Linked DNA regions of Homo sapiens: all the other regions are linked to region 4. A link is a contact called in ENCODE Hi-C or POLR2A ChIA-PET data. All regions are on one chromosome and are shown on one strand. Each heading gives the region's core, a stretch centred on a gene start or an enhancer-like site at or near the end of the contact. The rest is flanking DNA. Distances are from core to core; before and after follow the strand shown.

Evidence for each region. Hi-C counts contacts between places; a loop is a spot of excess contacts on that map. ChIA-PET counts read pairs that join two places held with the same protein, here RNA polymerase II (POLR2A). Pooled maps may share reads with other maps.
Region 1: a loop to region 4 is called in a pooled map, with 3 times the contacts of the local background. The contact joins the promoter of KLHL12 here to the promoter of ARL8A in region 4. A Hi-C loop is called at or near these places in 1 of 50 pooled maps. POLR2A ChIA-PET finds 5 or more read pairs at or near these places in 6 of 52 experiments (AG04450, B cell, GM12878 and 2 more).
Region 2: a loop to region 4 is called in a pooled map, with 6 times the contacts of the local background. The contact joins the promoter of TMEM183A here to the promoter of ARL8A in region 4. A Hi-C loop is called at or near these places in 5 of 50 pooled maps. POLR2A ChIA-PET finds 5 or more read pairs at or near these places in 3 of 52 experiments (GM10248, HepG2 and activated naive CD4-positive, alpha-beta T cell).
Region 3: a map of CD8-positive, alpha-beta T cell shows a loop between it and region 4 (6-fold over the local background). The contact joins the promoter of RABIF here to the promoter of ARL8A in region 4. A Hi-C loop is called at or near these places in 3 of 168 maps with a recorded cell type or tissue (CD4-positive, alpha-beta T cell, CD8-positive, alpha-beta T cell and naive thymus-derived CD4-positive, alpha-beta T cell) and 5 of 50 pooled maps.

Annotation. Positions count from the first base shown.
Region 1 is chr1:202,925,735-202,928,932 of GRCh38, forward strand. It overlaps KLHL12 (kelch like family member 12), which reads right to left and starts at 1,500. Exons shown (of 12, transcript NM_021633.4): 1 at 1,355-1,500. RefSeq lists enhancers at 1,643-1,692, 2,769-3,198.
Region 2 is chr1:203,005,337-203,008,841 of GRCh38, forward strand. It overlaps TMEM183A (transmembrane protein 183A), which reads left to right and starts at 2,038. Exons shown (of 8, transcript NM_138391.6): 1 at 2,038-2,238; 2 at 2,438-2,527; 3 at 3,307-3,474. The coding sequence starts at 2,130. It also overlaps the pseudogene MGAT4FP. RefSeq lists enhancers at 1-615, 1,257-1,386, 1,390-2,164, 2,165-2,937, a cis regulatory region at 367-716 and a silencer at 2,097-2,346.
Region 3 is chr1:202,887,622-202,890,660 of GRCh38, forward strand. RABIF (RAB interacting factor) reads right to left here and starts at 1,528. Exons shown (of 2, transcript NM_002871.5): 1 at 1,352-1,528. The coding sequence starts at 1,477. RefSeq lists a silencer at 934-1,223 and an enhancer at 1,294-1,563.
Region 4 is chr1:202,142,967-202,146,276 of GRCh38, forward strand. It overlaps ARL8A (ARF like GTPase 8A), which reads right to left and starts at 1,771. Exons shown (of 7, transcript NM_138795.4): 1 at 1,484-1,771. The coding sequence starts at 1,606. RefSeq lists silencers at 712-761, 1,262-1,971.

The sequences.
Region 1 (3,198 bases), core at 250-2,749, 780 kb after region 4:
AAAAATAAACTTTTTTCTAAAGAAGTATCCAAATGATATGTCTGATGACTTCCAAACATATCTGGATTTCTTCTTAAAATGAAACTTCAGGCCGGGCCCAACAGCTCACTCCTGTAATCCCAGCACTTTAGGAGGCTGAGGTGGGTGATCAGTTGAGGTCAGGAGTTTGAGAGCAGCCTGGCCAACATGGTGAAACCTAGTCTCTACTAAAAATACAAAAAATAGCCAGGCGTGGTGATGCGCGCCTATAATCCTAGCTACCAAGAAGGCTGAGGCCCGAGAATCACTTGAACCCAGGAGGTGGAGGTTGCAGTGAGCCGAGATCACACCACTGCACTCCAGCCTGGGCAACAGAGCGAGACTCTGTCTCAAAAAAAAAAAAAAAAAAAGAAACTTCAATTGAGGACCCATTACCTACACTGAATAATGGAAACCACGCAAGTTATCGATGGACTTACACTTGCTTAAGATATTGAAGCTCTTCAACAAGAGGGTATTCCTACTCTACATCTGTGAATGTCCATTACTGTTAAAGAATCGATATTGGAATCCAAAACTTTCTGAAATGATCCGGGGGGAAGGAAATCAAACTGTGGTCTCCAAAAGTCCACAAGTCACAATTAATCTTTCAACAGGAAAAATGAGATCCTAAATTCTCATCTACTTCTGTTTGTAGTTGGCATTTTACTCTATAAGCACTATAGATAATTCCTCCAACAACTCTGCAAGACCCATTTTACAGAAAAGCGGGTGATTCATCAAAGCATATGTTTTTCAAAAAGACTTAAGTCAACTTAGTTGCAACTCTAGGGGTGTAAAAAGGTCTAGAACAAATGTCCATTTACTATGAAGACAGCCCGGGGGGTCTTTTATCGTTTCCGTGTCAAAATGACAGTACCCCGGTGCAGAGTGGTCTTCCTTCTAGGGGATTCCTGCCTCAACACTCCAAGTCTCAGCATATCCTTCATCCTCACCCTTCTGAAGTGACCTATTTTCTAGAACTTTCGTTAACATCTGAATGGAGGGATTCCACTTCGGGAGATTCGGGGCAGGGAATGGGTAGTAAACTCGGGAAAGACTAAATTCTAGAGAAGGAAACGAAGTCCTTCCTCCTAATACCACCAGGCATATGGCCGCCACCGCCAGGTGGAGGTATCGGAGAGGGGCAGTTCAGGGGGAGAGTTGAGAGGGTGACCGAGGCCAGATGCCCCACCCCACTGCCAGCCTTCCTCCTCTGTTGGGCATGTCTCCCATTCCGCCTTGCAGGGAGACCAAGGATGGGGGGTAGGGCCATAACCCGGAGTTGACGGACAGGAAGGGAAGGGCTGACTGCCATCACTTCCGCGCAACTCACCTCCGCTCCCGAACCCACACAGCCGCACCGGGCCCGTCCCCAGCCTGTGGGGATGGAGTGCGGCGCGGGGCTAGCAGGCGGCTCGGGAGGAGCCGAAGCGCCGCCCAGACCCGGAGGCTCTGGAGGCTCTGGAGCCGTCCGGGTCTGGCCCCTGCGGCCGCGCGACGTGATGACGCAATGCAGCTGGAGCACCGCCCTCCCCCCGCTCCAGAGTCTGCGTCACGTGAGGAGGTGGTGTCACGTGACCTGTCTGTACCCTAGCGCGGGGCTTCTGTACGCTGCTAGGAAGCCGAATTACAAAAAGGTCGGGTGGGCAGGGAATGGTGGCTCACGCCTATAATCCCGGCACTTTGGCAGGCCGAGGCGAGCGAATTACCTGAGCTCCGGAGTTCCAGACCCGCCTGGGGATCACGGCAAAACCCCGTTTCTACAAAAAAAAAAAAAAAAAAAAAATTAGCCCGCACCGCGCCTGTAGTCCCAGCTACTCGAGAGGCTGACAGGAGGATCACTTGAGCCAGGCAGCAGAGGTTGCAGTGAGCCAGGATCGCCACTGCACTCCAGCCTGGGCCACAGAATGAGACCCTGTAAAAAAAAAAAAAAAAAAAAAATGTCCAGGCGTGGTGGCTCACGCCTGTAATCCCGGCACTTTGGGAGGCCGAGGCGGGTGTATTACTTGAGGTCAGGAGTTCGAGACCAGCCTGGCCAACATGGTGAAACCCTATCTCTACTGAAAATACAAAAAAATTAGCCGGGCGTTGTGGCACGCGCCTGTAATCCCAACTACTCAGGAGGCTAATGCAGGAGAATCGCTAGAACCTGGGAGGCGGAGGTTGCTGAGCCGAGATCGCGCCATTGCACTCCGGGCTGGGCGACCGACTGAGACTCTGTCTCTTAAAAAAAAAAAAAAAAGGCCAGGCGAGGTGGCTCACGCCTGTAATCCCAGCACTTTGGGAGGCCGAGACGGGTGGATCACGAGGTCAGGAGATCGATTCTGGCTAACACGGTGAAACCCCGTCTCCACTAAAAATACAAAAAAATTGGCTGGGCGTAGTGGCGGGCGCCAGTAGTCCCAGCTACTCGGGAAGCTGAGGCAGGAGAATGGCGTGAACCCGGGAGGCGGAGGTTGCAGTGAGCTGAGATCGCGCCACTGTACTCCAGCCTGGGCGACAGAGCAAGACTCCGTCTCAAAAAAAAAAAAAAGAAAAAAGAAAAAAAAGAAAAAACAAAAAAAAGGCTGGATGTTGTGGGGTCCGGCAGGGAGCCTGGGAATGTATCTACAGCTCGGCGATTGGCTGAGCCTGAGTTCCTCCCTACCGCTCACTAGGCAGGGCAGGCAGAGAGAATTCCAACGCTTAATATGCCAAGCATCTGATTGCAGCAAGTATGTTTTACCTTCCAGGTACTGAGGAACTTTTTGACATCGAGAAAACCCACAGAGGCCTCAAATTTATTCACGTCCATTGTCCACAATGGCCTTTTCGGGCCGAACAACGCTGCGGCGAGAATCCTCTGAGCCTTAGGATCCACAGACCTCAGTATATACTCTGCATCATAATGGGCCCTGTCATCACCACTGAATTGATTCTAAGGAAATTCTAATTGATTCAGGAAATTCTAATTTATTTTGGTGCACTTAGTGACTGAAAAGGCAAAAAGCTTAATTAGTTCAGCTTATCTGAATGTCTAGACAAATTGTGTTTGGTAATACTATTATGCTCTGTGAGCCCTTTGATTCTTTTTTTTTTTTTTTTTTTTTTTTGAGACGGACTCTTGCTCTGTCGCCGAGGCTCGAGTGCACTGGCGCGATCTCAGCTCACTGCAACCTCCGCCTCCCGGGTTCAAGC
Region 2 (3,505 bases), core at 788-3,287, 860 kb after region 4:
AGGAAGTTAGAAGGATAAAGGAGAATAACTTAGGAAACCAAATAACTTCTTATGTGTCGCGGTGATACTTTTCTTTTTTTTTTAATTTATTTATTTATTTACTTTTCATGCGCGTCTGTGTGAAGAGACCACCAAACAGGCTTTGTGTGAGCAATAAAGCTCTTAATCACCTGGGTGCAGGCGGGCTGAGTCGGAAAAGAGAGTCAGTGAAGGGAGATAAGGGTGGGGCCGTTTTATAGGATTTGGGTAGATAAAGGAAAATTGCAGTCAAAGGGGATTTGTTCTCTGGTGGGCAGGAGTGGGGGTCGCAAGGTGCTCAGTGGGGGAGCTTTTTGAGCCAGGAAAAGGACTTTCACAAGGTAATGTCATCACTTAAGGAAGGACTGGCCATTTTCACTTCTTTTGTGGTGGAATGTCATCAGTTAAGGCGGGGCAGGGCATTTTCACTTTTGTGATTCTTCAGTTACTTCAGGCCATCTGGGCGTACACGTGCAAGTCACCAGGGATGCGGTGGCGTGGCTTGGGCTCAGAGGCCTGATAATACTAGCCCAGGGTCCTGCTCCCTTACAGTTCTGTAATCTTCACTCAGTGACTCGCTTCTGTCTCAATACAAAGGAAAGACGTTATTTTTTCTTTTTCTCCTTTTTTTTTTTTTGAGGCAGGGTATCGCTCTGTAGCCCAGGCTGGAGTGCAGTGGCGCAATCATGGCCCACTGCAGCCTTGACCTCCTGGACTCAAGTGACCTTCCTGCCTCTGCGATAGTTTTTCATGGATGCTTCTAGTAGTTTTTTGGAGGTATGGTGTGTTAGGAACAAACTGCCCCAAAAAGCTTCTTGGTACTGCCGACACTTCCCCCAAACCTCTCCGTGCTGCTCACTCCTCCCCCTAATGCTCTGCAACTCTTCTCCTTCCCCCAAGCCTCTTTACACTTCTAAGTCCTTATGAAGCCAGCAGACTTCACTTATCAGACCTTGCTGCAATAAACAAACCCCAATTACAAATCATCCGGACCGCACAGGGGAAGGTGATGGGAAGCATAAACAAACTTTACCTACACCCTCCTGTAATAAACGTCACAAGCTAATATGTGGCAAAATTAACCAGCAAACAACCCCAGGGTCTCTCTCCCCCATATAAACCCCTCATTTTGTAAGCTCAGGGGTGCCTCCTCTGTCTGTGGTGGAGCAGCCGTCAGGTTAATAAACTTCCTCGGCTGACCTTGGGTCTCTCTTTCGTCCTTTCTCTCGGCTAACCTTATATGGTGATAGATTGGAAACTTTTTTTTTTTTGAGACGGAGTCTTGCTCTGTCGCCCAGGCTGGAGTGCAGTGACCCGATCTCAGCTCACTGCAAGCTCCGCCTCCCGGGTTCATGCCATTCTTCCGCCTCAGCCTCCCGAGTAGCTGGGACTACAGGCGCCCGCCACCACGCCCGGCTAATATTTTGTATTTTTAGTAGAGACGGGGTTTCACCGTGTTAGCCAGGATGGTCTCGATCTCCTGACCTCGTGATCCGCCCGCCTCGGCCTTCCAAAGTACTGGGATTAGGGGCGTGAGCCACCGCGCCCGGCCGATTGGAAGCTTTTAAGAACTCCTTCTCCTATTTTGAGAATTCAGAAATTTATTTATAGCTTTCGTAAAATAGAGTGAAGACTCTTACAGACCTATGTTAGACTAGCAGGCGCTCAGTCTCTGTGGTCCGAGATAGAGCACGAAGATGACAGTGTATATGCATTTTGGTGCTGAAGTGGACCTGGAGTGTGGACAGAGGAGTTACTAAGAAGAATCCCGGAGACCAGGATGTAAACTCTCAATTCTAATCAACACAGGTGTGGGCTATGGTTCTGAGACACCATTCATCTCACACGAGGTACGGCGATACGCGACACCACCCAGTACAACAGCTCTCTCTCCACCTGGAACCCGGACCCAGCTTGATTCGCGGGTGCCGGATGATGACGTATCCTTGCACCTGGCGATGATTGGTTCGCGTGGAGAGGCGTCGTCCGACAACGCGACTCGGAACCCGGACCTATGTTCTCGCGAGAGTTAGCGGCCTCCGGTGTGGGATGGCCGCGGAGCCGGGCGGAGCTGGCTTGCGGCTCCCGGGGCCGGCTCTCCGGCCGGAGACATGGCCCGGGGGCCCGGCCCGCTAGGCAGGCCTCGCCCCGATACGGTCGCCATGCCCAAGAGAGGAAAGCGACTCAAGTTCCGGGCCCACGACGCCTGCTCCGGCCGAGGTGGGCGAGGGGGGCAGGGGCGCTGAAACATTTTGGGGGCTGGCGGCTGGGAGGGGGCTGGACCGTGCCGAGGTGAGCGCTCGCGTGCCCGCGGCTGGAGGGCGGCTCGGTCCGGGGGCCTGCAGCGAGGAGGAGGTGTTGGCGGGGAAGACGCTGACGAGAGAAGGCCTCTTCCTTGAGGGTTGGTGCTGTGTTGCAGTGACCGTGGCGGATTACGCCAACTCGGATCCGGCGGTCGTGAGGTCTGGACGAGTCAAGAAAGCCGTAGCCAACGCTGTTCAGCAGGAAGGTAAGCTTTGCGCGAGCCTTTAAAGACTCATGCCGCGAAGACAGAACTAGGTATTTTATTTCTGTTTTTCTTGCAGTCCTTTAGTCGTCTTCCTGTAACCGTGTTTGCTTTCGTTAGTGTTAACTTACATATTGGGGTGGAGGAGGATTAGTCAAGAGTAGCAGTTTCTGTAGCAGAAATATTTTCTTTCTTTCTTTGCATTTAAAAACATGTTTGCATACTTTTTAGTTTCCACTGCATTCTTCTTGGTTATTAATCTCTTTGCTGTAGTTCACATGTTTTACTCTGCAGTTTGCTTCCTTGTTTAATAACCTTGGAGTGTTCTTTTCCTTTTCTGGTGTTTCTCTTGCTTTCAGTCTGTTTACTCATGGGTCTGAGACTTGTGTTTTATGACACCTACTGCCTCCAGCTCAGGACCAGGATTAAATTGGATTCAATTTGTCTCAAACATTTCTCTGTAGACCTTATGAGAATACAAATCAGCTTTTATCCTGCAGGGTTTATAGTGGAAAAATTGTACACACCTTTTTTCTTCAGGGCTGAAAAAAGGAGTTTCTGCAACTTTGGAGTCAGTTTGCCCATTGCTTTCCTTTTTTTTTTTTTTTTTTGTATTTAAAATACTAAAATCTTTATTTTTTTTGGTGACAGATTCTCACCTTTCTCTCTCAACGATGTTTTTTTTCCCCCCTTTCCTGAATGGATGCTGATACCTTGGCTAAGTTGTTTGTATTTCTGGGTGGAGCTGTGTGCCATCTCATTCTCCTTTTATTTTCTTCTAGTAAAATCTCTTTGTGGCTTGGAAGCCTCTCAGGTTCCTGCAGAGGAAGCTCTTTCTGGGGCTGGTGAGCCCTGTGACATCATCGACAGCAGTGATGAGATGGATGCCCAGGAGGAAAGCATCCATGAGAGAACTGTCTCCAGAAAAAAGAAAAGCAAGAGACACAAAGGTATGGAGCTTGTTCTCTTTTGGTTTATTAG
Region 3 (3,039 bases), core at 278-2,777, 740 kb after region 4:
CGAGTAGCTGGGATTACAGGCTTGTGCCACCACCCCCAACTAATTTTTGTATTTTTTTTTTTAGTAGAGATGGGGTTTTGCCATGTTGGCCAGGCTGGTCTCACACTCCTGACCTCAGGTGTTCCGCCCGCCTCGGCCTCCCAAAGTGCTGGGATTACAGGCATGAGCCACCGCGCCCAGCCTAACTGTTTTAATGTTAATGAATGATAGTCAGGACTCAATTCCATGTATGTTTCAATTCCAAGATCCATGTTCTTTCCACTGACTCCATAATGCCACTAACTTCGTAAAATTAATTGAGAACTCTACTCCTAAACCTTGAAGTCTTAAAAGAACCCCGGGACCTCCACCAATCTCTAGATCAAAAGTCATCAAAATACCTACAAAACAACAGACACAGATTCCCTTTTTTCCTCCTTTGATGAAAGGCTGTTTTGGACGAATGGGTACCTCTTGCTCTTCTACTAGACATTACACTTCACCATCTGTTCAAGCACGTGAAATAATAAAATGATCTGCATATTTTTAGAAATAATTTTGAATGATAGGATGTGTCTATGGTTGAAATGACATTATATTTGCACTTCAACACAGTTTACCGAAATAAATTTTTTTTTCAACTTTCTCACTTGCGATGATGGTGGTAGGAAGGGTATTAAAATCCCTAAACTGAAGGGAAAAAAAAAGTTTTTCTTCGAAATTTACTTCCAGGACGTCAGGGATCTACTGCACTTGAAATATGATTCATCTGGAAAACCACAGGCTTCCAGTGCCTCGGTAAAGTGGGTAGGTTACCAGGGTTATTTTGCCGCGTCCCCAACACCAGTTGTTCCTGGGGATCCTCTGTGGAGCAGATAGGTGCCCGTCATAAATGAGACGGTGAATTCAGGACTGGCGGGTGAGGTCTAAAGTGGGAAAGGAACCCAGCAACACCCGCGGTGAGCGGCGGCCGAGAGGCACCTGCCGGGTCCTGCAAGCTGGCGGGAGCTCCGAGAGCCGGAATGGGGCGCCTCCCTTCCACGCGCCCGCGGAGCACCGGCCTTGGACGGCGGCGGGGCGCACGGCCCGCGCTCGAAGCCCCCCCGGGGGCAGAGGGCCGGGCTGGCTGGGCCGGGTGGCCCAGGGAAGGGTTCCCGCGGCAAAAGATGCCGGGGCGGGACCCGGTTCCCTCCCTAGCCTTCAGCGGCCCCAGGGGCGGAGCCTCGCCGAGCTGAGGCCCGAGGGGCGGGGCTTAAGGCCGCGCGAGGAGGGCGCGGTTGCCGGAAATTGAAGAGCCGGGGTTCAGATTCTGACTGCGGCGGCTCGTCGGGGGAGACTGTGGGTGTAAACGGCCTCCAACCTGCCTCCCTACCTGTCGGCGAGAGAAGAGAGCGGTCCCTGGCTGCAGCACCCGGGAGCCGCAACGCTGGCACAGCACCGCCTTCCGGTTTCGGCCCTCGGCTGACACTAACTCGCTCGGCTGCTCCGCTGGTTCCATCGCCGCTGCCGCCACAGGCTCCTCAGCCACGGCTGCGCAGACGCTGTCTCTGCTGGCTCGTTATTCACTGCGCTGGCGCGGCTTGGCAGAGGCGGGGCGGCGAGCGGACGGTCACTATGTCTCTGCGCAGGCGCCCGCTTCCCCGCTCTGGACTCTACTGCGCAAGCGCCTTCATTCATTGCCTAACCTAAGTGGCTAGGTGTCGGCAGGCTTTGTGACAGGGACACTTCTTGGCACCAGTGACACATCTCCATACCCACCTGGCCACTGGGCTTCACTTAAAACCTAGACAAATCATTAGGTTGACCTTACTGTTTAGTTTTCTGGGATCTGAATTTAGTCTCCTGAATAAATGGGGACATTATTGGGGGCAATATGAAGGGAATCTGGGTCGGACTTCCCATCAAGTTTTAGCCACATTAGCTTCTTCTATAGGAAACTACTTAGAGGGGCATGTATCTTTTCGGTATTGGAAAAAGATGCGTGGAAACTTTAATTGCTGGTCTCTTCTACTCATTGTGACCATTTACTATGCGGCAAAATGTGTCAAAGCGCCTTTAGAAACTTACTAAATCATCAGTTTCCTTACGGGGTCGGCACGCTTGTGCACAAAATGAGAAAGGTAAAGATCAGAAAGGTTGCAGCACAACTCTAAAGCCACTGCTCTTAATTAACTAGGATTGTCAGGAAAGCAAGATTATTTCAGACAGAACAGTATTATATATGAACAAGGGTGAGAACAAATTTAGGAATGGTTAGTAGACCACTGTGGCTGACCCACATTACACGTGGGGAGAAGTGGTAGTAGAGGTAGGTAAGGCAGAGTGGGCCCAGAGCTCCATGGCTTTAATGTCATGCTAAGGAATTTAACATTAATAACATGAACAATGGGAATCTGTGGAATTTTAGGCCAGAAATAACTGTTCGATATTTACTGTCTGCTGTATGTTAAGCACTGTAATGATCCTATCTGTGCTTCAGAAAGATAACCTATGAATAAATAGAGGGGCTAGATTGAAGAGAGGAAAAAGAGTAGAGGTAAGGTATCAGGTAGCTATTACCTCATCAGTCTAGCTCAGAAAGGCCCTGAAGCTAGCAGAGGGAACAAAGATATGGGAATGGACTTGAAACAATTAAAATTGTACAGAACTTAGAAACTAGCTGGATGTCTGTATTGTGATGGGGGTGACACAAAGCAACTGCTGGTTTTCCCAGGTTAGATAACTAAGTAGCTGGTTGCCAGTTATGGGAGCTTAAAAAAATAAGATGAACCACCAAATTAGGGGTATCTCTGTGTATGTATGTGAGCACATGAAAGTGTGTACGATTGTGAAGAGTGAAAAAGGAGCTGTTTTACGTGTTGATTTTTCTGTAGAACATACCATTGTGGCTTCAGTGTATGAACTATTTGTGAAGTTGGTCTGAAACTCATTAGTCAGCACTGAAGACAGCATAGGAGCCATCAGTCCTTCACCCTCCCCTGGATCTCTTCCTGAGATAGGAAAAGTCACGTTTTATAGGCTTTGGTTTAATTAGCATGCACAATCCATCTGCCAAAGTTG
Region 4 (3,310 bases), core at 521-3,020:
TGTGCCTGCTCTGGGAATCCAAGAGCCTAAGTCAATGCCAAGTTTAACCAGAGGGTCTCTGACCCCAAGGGCAGAGCCTAGGCAGACAGAGCCCAGGGGTGTTAGCTCCGAAAATTACTGTGCCAAAACCGCAGCATTGGCCTGAAGATCCTGCCCTGTCAGGTCAGGAGACAGGAGACACTGGGTCGAGAAAGGGCAGAGGTCATTTGCAGAGCATGTTTGGGAAAGGAAGCCAGTGTTCAATTGTGTAACCACAGGATGCCCGCCCCTCGAGCTTTCCATCTGCCTTCATGCCTCAGGTCCAATGAAGTGACGTCCCCTGCCTTCTAGGACGCTGAGAACTGTCGAGGAGGCCCATCTTCTGCAAGGTGGGGCAACAACACGGACAGGTAGAGGTACCTAGGCCGGCTGGATACATTCCTCTGCTGACCTATCTCATCAGTATCTTTGGTTACTATCTGGCCAACTCACAGTTGTGGGAAACCTCAGCTTTGGGACTGGGGCCAGGTCCCTGGACAACCCCAGCCCCTGTCCCATGCTTCCTCGACCCACAAGCCCTGTCTAGCCTGGCTCTGACAGGCAGGCCGCAGCCATTACGGCAGCCTCAGCTCACACCCATGGAGCTCATCTTCCCCTTTTTTGAGAGAGATTTTAACTCCTTCCCCACCACTCCCCTGGCGCTGAAAGACTTACAATCACCCACTTCAGTGTTGACGACCCAAAGCCCTTAGAGCCACTCTCCCAAGGCCCCAGTGGGCCGTGCCCCTACACCTCATCCTCTCTTGTCGGGAGCACCTGCTCCTGCAAACTTCTGAGCCAGACGGAGTCTCCAAACTCCCGTTACCATGCGATCCTCCCTGGACCCCCGGCTAGACACTGCGGGTCGGGGAGAAGTTGGGGAGGAGTCTGGGCTTGAGCCAAGGGCCTCAGCTGACTCCTCTACCCCGGGGGATACCTCCCCTCCCCCTCAATAGGGCCGGGGCTTCCTCTTCCGGCAAGGAGGGGTTAAGCCCTCTGGGTGGGGCTGGGCTTGCCCAAACCCCCTCCTCAAGCCTCTCGGCCGCCCCGTCCCGTGACCCTCTACCCGCGGGACAGGAAGGCCCGTGCACTTTCGCCCCGTCATGCCCCCTTGCGCGGGGGCCAGAGGGGGCCCGTCTCAGCCGGCAGCGGGTCCCTCCTGCTTCGAGAGCCCCTCGGTGCCGCCTGCCCCGTGGCACCGGCCCTGTCTGTTCGTCCCCCTTCCCCTGCCCCCAGCCGTGCAGTACCGGCCCGGGTGAGAGAGCGGGTCGCGCGCCGCCCCGGTCCCCCACGGCACGGGCCGTACTAGGCCCCAAGCGCTCGGGGCCGGCTCCTCCCCCGCCCGGCGCCCGGCCGTGCCCGGCTATGCCAGGCGGCGACCCCGGCTCAGCAGGGCGCGGCGCGGGCGGGGACAGGCCCGACCCGCGGCCCGCGCCCGGGGACCCCGCGCCCGACGCCCTCGTACCGCGATCACGTTGACGAAGGTGGTCTTGCCCGAGTACTGAAGCCCGACCAGCGTGAGCTCCATCTCCTCCTTCCAGAATAGGGCCTTGAACCAGTCCAGCAGCTTGTTGAACAAAGCGATCATGGTCGCTGCCGCCGGCCCCGCCCGGTGCCAGGTCCCCGCCGCCCCTCGCTGCCCTCGCGCTGCGGCCCGGAGCGGCCCCTCCCCGGTACGGCCCGGGTCCCGCGGCTCGGTGCGGGCGGAGGCTCGAGCGCGGCTGCCGACGACTCGCTGCCCCGGAATCGGCTCGCCGATGGGTGTGGCTTCCGCGCCCTCCTCCTCCGCCGCCGCCGCCGCCCTCCCTCGCGGCCGGGCCGTGTCCTGCTCGCACCCGAGCGCGCGCTCCTCCCTCGCTGGAGCCGGGGGGCCAGGGGCCGCACCCGCAGGTGGGGTGAGCAGGGAATCCGCAGGTGGGGTGAGCAGGGAATCCGCAGGCTTCAGCGGCGGGGGTTGACCGGCAGCTGGCGTCGAGAGGCGCTTGGGAAATGGGGTCTAATTTATTTTAGACCCTGTCCCCGACTGCCGCGCCCTGACTGGCACCCCCTTTCTTAAAGGGTGGTGGGCTCGAGGTGGGTGAGGTTCCGGTTAAGCAGGAGCCTTTTCAGGTTGAAGGAGAGTGGGTCACCCACTTCCCAGGACACGGAGATGAGATCTCTACGACAGGGAGGCAGATGGAGGCTTTTTTGTCCCTGAACCCTTGCCTCTGAGCATTCCTGGGTACAGTCCCATCCTCTCAAAATGCACCCAGTGCAGAGGGACAACCGTATTCGGGTCTTTTAATACTCCATCTTGTTTTGTTCACCACAATTTACCCCGACCACTTGTTAGGAAGCCTCTGGCCCCAAGTGAAACGGACGCTTGAACTTGCTCCGGATTTTTACCAGCATCCCCAAGATACCCAAACAGATACAGTCCTGGCAGGGGGTTTTCAGTGAGGAACGTCTGTGACAAAGGAAAATGTTGCCCTGTTTTGGTGAAAAGCAGAGTATTCTTCAGGAGGAGAAGTGATAGTTCTCCTCTTGAAGTGGGTCTGGAGTGCCTGCAAAGATGCCTTACTCCTGCCCCTCTCCTTGCAAGACCCACCCATAGGACCTGCTCAGGCAGGCTGACAACCTCAGCTGGCAGTCCCGGGTAGGCTCAGGCTTCGGGCAGTCCCCAGCCTATGCTGGCTGCCCGTTGGGGTTTGGTTTTCAAATGTAGTCATATGTAGTCTATTGTTTTAGTCAAAAGTGGGTAAACTATCAATATCAACCATATCTGTCCAATCAACTGGAGTTAGATGACCCCAAATAGTCAAACAGTTACCAAAGTAGAAGAATCACAAGGTTTCGGCTAGCATAATATTGTTTTTTTTTTTTTTTTTGATGGGGTCTCACTGTGTGGCCCAGGCTGGAGTGCAGCGGTGGGATCTCGACTCACTGCAGCCTCCACCTCCTCGGGCTCAGGTGATTCTTCTACCTCAGCCTCCCGAGTAGCTGGGACTACAGGCATGCGCCACCATGCCAGCCTAATTTTTGTATATTTGGTAGAGACGGGGTTTTGCCATGTTGTCCAGGCTGGTCTCGAAGCCCTGAGCTCAAGCCATCTGCCTGCCTCAGCCTCCCAAAGTGCTGGGATTACAGGCATGAGCCTGGCCAATATTCTGGTTTATTAAGCACCATCTTTCTAACCTCTGCCCTTTATAAGTCCTCCTCTAGCTCCTAAGATAAAGGCTATGGACTGAATGTTTGTGTCCCCCCAAATTCATAGGTTGAAGTCCTAATCCCTAAAGTGATGGTATTAGGAGGT